Regions from separate parts of the Homo sapiens genome. Here region 1 is linked to region 2. Evidence: chromatin contacts called from ENCODE Hi-C or POLR2A ChIA-PET data. All regions are on one chromosome and are shown on one strand. Each heading gives the region's core, a stretch centred on a gene start or an enhancer-like site at or near the end of the contact. The rest is flanking DNA. Distances are from core to core; before and after follow the strand shown. Region 1 overlaps LOC102723789 (a long non-coding RNA gene). Region 2 holds the start of MOCS1 (molybdenum cofactor synthesis 1).

The links. Hi-C counts contacts between places; a loop is a spot of excess contacts on that map. ChIA-PET counts read pairs that join two places held with the same protein, here RNA polymerase II (POLR2A). Pooled maps may share reads with other maps.
Region 1: a pooled map shows a loop between it and region 2 (2.9-fold over the local background). The contact joins the enhancer-like site here to the promoter of MOCS1 in region 2. A Hi-C loop is called at or near these places in 1 of 168 maps with a recorded cell type or tissue (IMR-90) and 5 of 50 pooled maps. POLR2A ChIA-PET finds 5 or more read pairs at or near these places in 1 of 52 experiments (MCF 10A).

The regions. Positions count from the first base shown.
Region 1 is chr6:39,978,670-39,982,492 of GRCh38, reverse strand. LOC102723789 (a long non-coding RNA gene) reads right to left here. Exons shown (of 6, transcript XR_001744112.1): 6 at 2,152-2,401. Among named protein-coding and RNA genes, the nearest start is that of MOCS1, 46 kb to the right of the region's middle. Within about 2 kb of position 1,346, at least 3 of the 41 ENCODE cell types and tissues checked have a DNase peak (open chromatin) inside an H3K27ac peak, as active enhancers do.
Region 2 is chr6:39,933,192-39,937,433 of GRCh38, reverse strand. MOCS1 (molybdenum cofactor synthesis 1) reads left to right here and starts at 2,972. Exons shown (of 11, transcript NM_001358530.2): 1 at 2,972-3,139. The coding sequence starts at 3,017. LOC102723789 (a long non-coding RNA gene) reads right to left here and starts at 2,865. Exons shown (of 6, transcript XR_001744112.1): 1 at 2,791-2,865.

The DNA of each region.
Region 1 (3,823 bases), core at 97-2,596, 47 kb before region 2:
TGGGGAGCAGAAGACTAGACATCCACTATTCTTTACCCAGTGAAAAGAAAAACTTTTTCTTTTGGTAAGAGCACTTTCCTTTTGAAAAACTCTATTCTGACTTTAATCATGCAGTTTGAGTGAGATTGTCAATCACACTCTATAGGGTGGGCAAGTGGCCCAAGATAAGCCAATCAGAGCAACAGTAATGATTGGCCCTGCTTTGAGCATATGCTCATCTTTTGCCAGTGTCAGTCCTTGTTAAACTGAATTCTGGTTGTAAAGAGCCTTTACCTTTCCTGTAGTGAAGTTGGTAAGAGATGAGCATAAAGCAGCCAGGACCCCATCTCCCACCAGAGAGAGTCAGTCTTTCACAAGAAAGAAAGAATTTGACATTCAAAGCAATAGAAAAATCGGTGAGAATGTTCCAGAAAATATAACTGTCACTCATCCAGTCTTTCCCAGCTGTACCCATGCCCTCCCTGAGGCCAAAAACATTTCCTTTTTGTCTAGGGTAGACTTAATTGGATTTCTGTCACAAGCAACAGAGTCCTGACTGATTTAGTAGAGAAGATGTGTGGTGGTTCTGGGTCCCTGGCCATCATACAACCTCTGACCTAAATCCTTCACAGTACAGATTAGGTAAAGGAATGCCACAAAGTCAACGGTGATCAAATCTCCATAAATAGGTCAGGTGATGCTTCCCAAAGAAGCAATACCTATTAAAGGCATAGGTTTTCAGAACCCAAAAAGCATCATGGGAGAATTTAAGGAGCTTCAAGTAACAGACTAGTAAAAGTAAGGAAATTCTGCAGCAGGAAAATGTCTCACAAGCCATGTTACGGCATTTCAACTTTATCTCACAGGCGATGGGGAGCCACAGGGTTTACCGTCTAAGACCCTTAACCTCTCTATTCCATCAAAACAACTAATAGGTCTTAGACTGGCACTTCTTGTTTTCAGTGGTAGAAGTAGAGATTAGAAGTTAAAAATAACTGGAAGCAGAATCTGAGCTCATTGCCTTGTCCTTAGAAGTCTGAGGCAAGGGAGGATGGGACAGTGCTATTCCTTGGTGATCTTGAACCAAGTTACTGCCTCCCTGACCACCAACCCTACCCCTTACTCCCCACCCCCATCTTCTTATCTGTGACAGTGGCATTTCCCATTCAGCCCTTAAAAAAAAAAAAAAAAAAAAAAAAAAATTGGTTCATTGAGAAACCTTTGCTGACTCATGTACTAACCAACACTTCCACCTAGTGGGAACCTTTGGAAATCATCTCACAGGATCAACACCCCTCTTCCCCGCCACCCACTGCACAGCTTCTATAAAAGACAGAAATGTCCCATTCTCTGCTTGGTCTCTCAGTGACTGTCTCTTTGACCCCAGTCTTCCACTGCCATGCACATGAACATAGTTCCCTACATGGGAATAAGGCTTTGTAACCTGCAAGCAGTGCTCACATATCAGCCTCTGTGGCCTTCATCTAAAACAGTACATCCGTGCTTCCTGGCTCTGTTCGTCATCTTGGTATAAACATAGGATGGCAATAGTGTCCAAACATGGCATTCCTCTGGATCTTTCACTGTCTATTTTGAGTGGCCTTCAGCCCCCTCATATTCCTCCCTAGTGATTTTAGAAATTGTCAGTGCCAGTTGACAACTCCAGTCATCTGGGTGACTGTAATGTATGCCATGTTTATTTTTTTATCAACTATATGTTCACTCACTGGAATGATGTGTTCTTTTGGCATTCATCTCTAAATATTACAGCTCCTTGCTTAATGAGATACCAAAGCCCATGTAAGATACTGGGGACATTGTTATCTATGCTGAAAAGGCCACCATCACCAGATGTCCTCTAGTGTCTGAGCTACTAGTGTCATTGTCAAGGGTATTGGCTATTACCATTACCAGGACATCATCCCCACCCCCTGCCCCTACCGTCTCCCCTCACTATCAGCAGTTGTCATCAACTGGCTCTCTTACATATTCAATGTTCTATGAAGACAAAAGTTTTCTGCTCTACAGTCCAAAGGCTGATGAAATATTTCTATTGGAGAAAATCATCCCTACTTCTAATTCTACTTATTTCTATACCCCAACTTCTATCCACTTTTTTCAAACCTAGGGTCAGAAGAACAATATTTCTATTGCAACTTTGGATGAAGTTCCACCAAAGTGAGTTGTGCTTCTTCTCTTTTCCAGTGCTTAATTCTGAGACATGGCCAGGTTTGAGGCTGGGTAGGAGAAAAACAACTAGAGAGCCAAGTCTCACTGCTTTGTTCCTCACTTTGAGAAAAGGGCAGATGATTCAGGATCCTCTGATCTGGACTCCAGGCATCATTCTTGATGGATTTCTAGACCCAGGAATTGCCTTGGACATCATCCACTTGCTGTATGCTATGTTCAGCCTGGAACAGAACTGAGGGAGGAGGATGGGAGGGGAAGGAAGAGTGGGCAGAAGGGAGAAAGAGATAGAAACAAAAAGAATACAGTGAAAACTCCATGAAAAAGTAGAAAGTGTCCATATTTTTCAGGTCACTTGGTGGACATGACTTCCTGTCTTTCGTGTAATATGGAATCAAAATTATTGAAATAGACTGATTTGGTCTCCTTTTAATTGTCAGGAGTGAAAGAGTAAAGGGATGTGTTTGTTTTGCTTTGGGTCTATTTTTGGTCATGAATTTTGCAAGATTGCCAAAGATTATGTTTATTCTCTTGTTGGCTGAAGATTTCACCCTGTTTTTCTGAGAGGCTGGGCTTGTCTTTTCCACCCATCTCCTGGGAAAGAACGTAAAAAAAGAGGGAGTTGAATGGCTTCTGCAGAGGCAAGACTTGAGCTGGCCTGAGAGGAGGCAATGGCTCGGGTCCACAGAGAAGAAGGCCTGGATTTCAGTTCTCTACTTGCATCATGGTGCCTGTGTTAAACATTGCTAAGTTGCAGACTTCATGCACCCAGCACAGGCCCTAGCACAGAGTAGGCATGCAATAAGAGCTTGCTGAGTAGAACTGAACAGAGAATGTCAAGGTTATGGGGAGATACCTAGAGGGTTAATCTGGATCTTCTATGCAAAACTCTAGGAACAATGAAGGAGGAAGCTATTTAGTAGTTGAAAAGAAATAGCAGAAACTGGAAAGTGCAAATTCAAAAATAAGTCCTGCAGAGACATTTAGAATAAGTCTAAAATCTTAGTATCAGAAATTGAGAATTTGAGGAAATCTAGTTGAACCTGCTATTATAACCAATAAAGTGGCCGCATCTTGATCCTGCCACCAGTTTTTGGGCAACATCAGGCAAGGTTTTCTATCTCCCTCAGGTGGCCTGATTTGCATTGCCCAGGATCCTGTAAGAGGAAGGGAGGTGTCCCCTGTGGCAATGAATGGAGGGGAAGCATTGACTGTGACAGGAACAGGGCATAAGAATAACATGTTCTCATTGCAGCATTTGGGAAATACAAGGAACCAGAATAAAACTGTGTCCCCAGAGTCTGGTGGAAATAGGGTTTCTTCATTTACCAATGGACTAATACTTTTTTGAGACAAGGTCTTACTCTGTTGCCCAGGCTGGAGTGCAATGGCATGATTGCAGCTCACTGAAGCCTGACCTCCATGGCTTAAGTGATCCTCCACCTCAGCTTCCCTAGTAGCTGGGACCATAGGCATGCACCACCATGCCTAATTTTTTCGTTTGCAGAGACGGGGTCTTGCAATGTTGCCCAGGCAGCTCTCAAATTCCTGGGCTCAAGCAATCTACCTGCCTCAGCCTCCCAAAGTACTGGGATTATGAGCATGAGCCACAGCACCCAGCTTACCAATGAATTATTGAGTGGTATGTGCCAAACTC
Region 2 (4,242 bases), core at 1,723-4,222:
AGAGCAGGGTGGAGAAGGATCTGGAGGGGCAAATAAAGACTATCCTGAACAAGGTCCTCAAAAGAGAAATGATAGGAATAATTGATACAATATTTTTTGAAACTTTATTGCTTCATTAAAATGCTTAAAATTGCAAGGAGAGTCCACAGTTACTGATAGAATGGGGATAGGTTTGAATGAATATTCAGATGACTGGACACTTGAGGTTCCTATTAGAAGAGACAATGGACATATGGCTGGAAATCACATCCTGGATCTTTTTTTGAGGGGGAGTTGGGAGATGAAAGTCAAGTGCGGAGAAAATGGGTAGGGAATAAGGAGAAACATATCTTCCTGTCAGCTGGAGAACAGATCACTAGAGATAAATTGTAAGGTGGGAATTGCATCATATTTTTCTGACCTAGTCTCAAAAGCCATGCAGTATCACTTTCACACTGTTACAAACAAGTTACAAACTGACCCAGATGCAAAGGAAGGAAAGTTAATTCCACCCCTTCTGGAGAAAGCAAAATTCTATCATAGGGCTGAATAATACAGTAGCCAGTAGCCACACATGGCTGTTTACACTTCAATTAATGACAATTTAATAAAATTAGAAATTCAATTCTCAGTCACACTAGCCACATTTCATGTGTTCAATAGCTATGTCAGGACATGGAATATCTCCATTATTGCAGAAGTTTCTATTGGACAACACAGCTCTAGAACATACGAGACAGGAAATATTGTTGCAGCCATCTTGCAAATACAGTCTGCCACCAGGACCTAGGCAAACCAAATTGTATTAGAGAAGATAGTGCAGTGGCTCACAAGACATTGTGTACAAGGGTTGGCAATAACTGCTGCTGTTTATCACTAAGAGAGTACTTGGGTTAAAGTCTCAAAGAGAGGATGTATATGCCTAGGGGGCTAAAACTAGGGCCAATAGGAGGGTATCACAAAAGAGAGATTTCTAGGACAGTATGTTCCATGAGGCTCTTTGAGCATGTGACAAAAAGCCACCATTCCCCAGGAAAAAAAAATACAGTATTATGCATTCAAGTTCAGGGGTCTACAGAACCCTCCAAATCAATCCATGGACTTGTCACATCAGAGCCCTACTGCAGGCTGTGAGCCCTTGAAAGTATTTCCTTATTCCCAGCCATTAGCAGAGGATTCGGCCCTGATGACACTTAATCACCATATGTTGACAGAAAGGGGCACTTTTTTGCTGAATACAAGTAAGAACTTTAATAGGTGGGGAAACATTTAAGTGGACCAGACAACATCAGGAAGCCAGAAAGTTTCCCAGCACTACAGGAGTCCAAGTAGATGTATGATAATATGGAGAGGATTTCAGCCTTCAAACAGAACTGAGTAAGCCTTAGGTCTTGCCTTGGAGACCCAAGTTCTATAAAAGATGACAGTAAAGCCCAAGTGAAGGGATGATCACATACAACTTGTATGAAGAGGGTGGAATCTAGAGAGGCTCCAAGGAGCTGGTGACATTCTTGGATCAAGTTCATATGTCAGATGGCTTCTTCCCTGAGGTTGAGTCCTCTCTAGAAGGCTCTTCAAGCCTCATACATACAAAAAAAAAAAAAGTTTTTATCCTTCTCTCCCCCATACCCAGTTTTCCTGATAAATCCAGACATATCTAAACTTAGCAGTGGACAGAGCTTGAACAGTCCTCAGTTGGTCTTCAGGCCCCTTGCAAACAGACCTCTGGCATACTTGTCTCATCAGTTTCAAACACACCCCAGATACACTTTCATCCCCTACAATATATTTTCTGAATTTTGAGTATCATTGTGAGAAATTCACATTGAATCTAAGGCTAAAATCATCTCAGCTTTTCTGACAGTCCCACTGCACTTGTAAAAGTCAGTTATATTCAGTTATTTTTTCCTCTCCCACTATTCGGTCAATTCTTCAAGATCAGGAGCTATATTCCCACTTCCTAAGCATGCACTTGGCAGCTGTATGTTCCAGCCGGTGTTTTATTCTTGCAATTCCACAGGGACAGGGTTTTGGATACAACAGGCTGGTTTGAGCATAATTATTCTTAGTACATAAGCTCATTATTGTGTGTGTTATCCAAAATCTTAAAGGACTACAGCACTCTGCTTTTTATAGAGAGGAAGAGGCACACCCCACCATTCCTAACACATACTGAATCTTGACTGAATGACTGTAGAAAGCAGATTGCCCTGGGTTTGAAACCCACTATCAGCTGTGTGACTTCGAGAAAATTACCTGGTCTCTCTAAGCCTCAATGTCCTCAGTTGCAAAAAGGACATTCTATTCATACCAGGATTGTTTTAAATAACATTTAGCATGGTGCTTGGTGTATAAGAAGCATTTCAAAAATGTTGTCCACTCATTCTGTGACTTCTCATATACTCTTGCCTTCTCCACGAAAAAAAAAAAAAAAAAAAAGATTGTTAATATCCTTTTGGGGCACAACTGGAGAAGTGTATCTTGAAAGACCTAACTGACCGTTTTACAACCACAATCTGCACTATGGTGCACTGAGTGATGTGAGTCATGCAAGTGTAGGCTAAATCTTTTTATTTAGAATGTTGATATTTCACGGACTTCTGAAAATTTATTACGATTTTTTGAAATATTACATTAAAAAATTACTTACTTTGATAACCGCAGTTTACCTGGCACCCTCTTAAATTTTGCATCCAAGGCAGTGCCTCATTCGTTTGGCCCTTGTCCTGTCCTGCCTACTGTCACACCACGACCTAAATCTGAGACTAGAGCAGCCAGAAAAACTGGAAGGAAAAGAACCCCGTTCCTTACCTGAGTTTACCCTTCTGCCCTAGAGCGCTACCCCGGCCCAGGAAAGTGGGCACAGGGAGCGTACTACAGCTCCCACAAGGCCACGCGGGACTGCGTCCTCGCCTATTGGCTGCGCGGGTCCCGCCCTCCCCCTGCCCCTCCCCGCCCTTGCTGGGATGACCCCGGGGGCGAGTGCCCGGCCAGTGTGCTCCCGAAGCGGGCTGCGGTTCCGCTCGTATCAGGCTTCATGGCGGCGCGGCCACTGTCCCGGATGCTGCGGCGGCTTCTGAGGTCCAGCGCCCGGAGCTGCAGCTCAGGGGCTCCGGTGACCCAGCCCTGCCCCGGGGAGTCCGCGCGAGCTGCCTCGGAGGTGAGCCCACCCCGCCTGCGTCCACAGCTTCCCGGGGCAGGAGTGGCCCCGGCACACTGCCCTTTTCCCCCAGTAGCTCCCGGCCTATCTGCTTGACCGCTTCTGGGAGGGACCCGTTGGCACTCCTCAGTGGAGCGATGTTCTCCAGATGGACCGCCCGGTCTCACCCGCTAGCCCAGCGGGAGAGGTTCCTGGGAGTCCCGCTTCAGAACCTCCCTGCCCCCCAGCCACGCCACCCCTTCTAGCCCTGAGCTTGGCCAGAAATTCGGGTAAGCAGAGGACTGGGACTTTGGGTCCAGTGAGGTGTCTTAGTACCTTTCAGCCTTGCCTTGCACCCACCCTCTTTCTTAAACATTTTCCCTCCCTATCCCAAGAGCTGAGAGATCAGGTGTCCCTGTGACACCTGCTTCATAGTGCGACTGACTAAACATGTCACCTCGGTGTCACCAACGATGAGTTGTTACTGTAGTCCCAGGGCTCTGTAACCCATCCTTTGCTGACTCTCCTTGTCTTTTTTATTAACCTTGGGAGGGTTCAGCCTTATCCTAGAGCAGAACAGGGCAGGACGTGGCTTCTTCCAGGTGAGAAATTAATTCCTCTGTCTTTAGGGTTTTGGGTAAGATCCCTCAGTCCTTGCCAGCACCCCTCAGAGTGTTTCAAGTCATTAAAAGTTTTAGGTTTTGGTTGTTCTTCTGCTCAGGTGGTTAGGGAATAATTTGGGGGGAAAAGTACCTCTTTTCATTTAGTGAAACCTCTTTTCGGTACCTATCTAGGCGTTTTTTTCCCCGTCTCCCAGAACTAGGCTTCCTGTCCTGGGATTCATAAGATCACTGCTCCCTCCTCCCCTATATTGCTCAATGACTTCCGCCAAATTTGCTTTCCCCAAATCTAAGCCCCTCTGGGATCCTCAGATAAGCAGGCCCATGGTTGGGAAGTGAAGACTTTTTAGTATCCTCAAACTCTGAACATCATTGAGGAAGAGATAGGAAAGCAAAGATGGCTGAGAGATCTTTAAAGAATTCAAGAAAAGGGACTTTTCTTCTCCAGCCCCCCACCCCCTAGTTTATTTTGTACTGGTCTTTCATGAGAGAACCTGTGTTGAG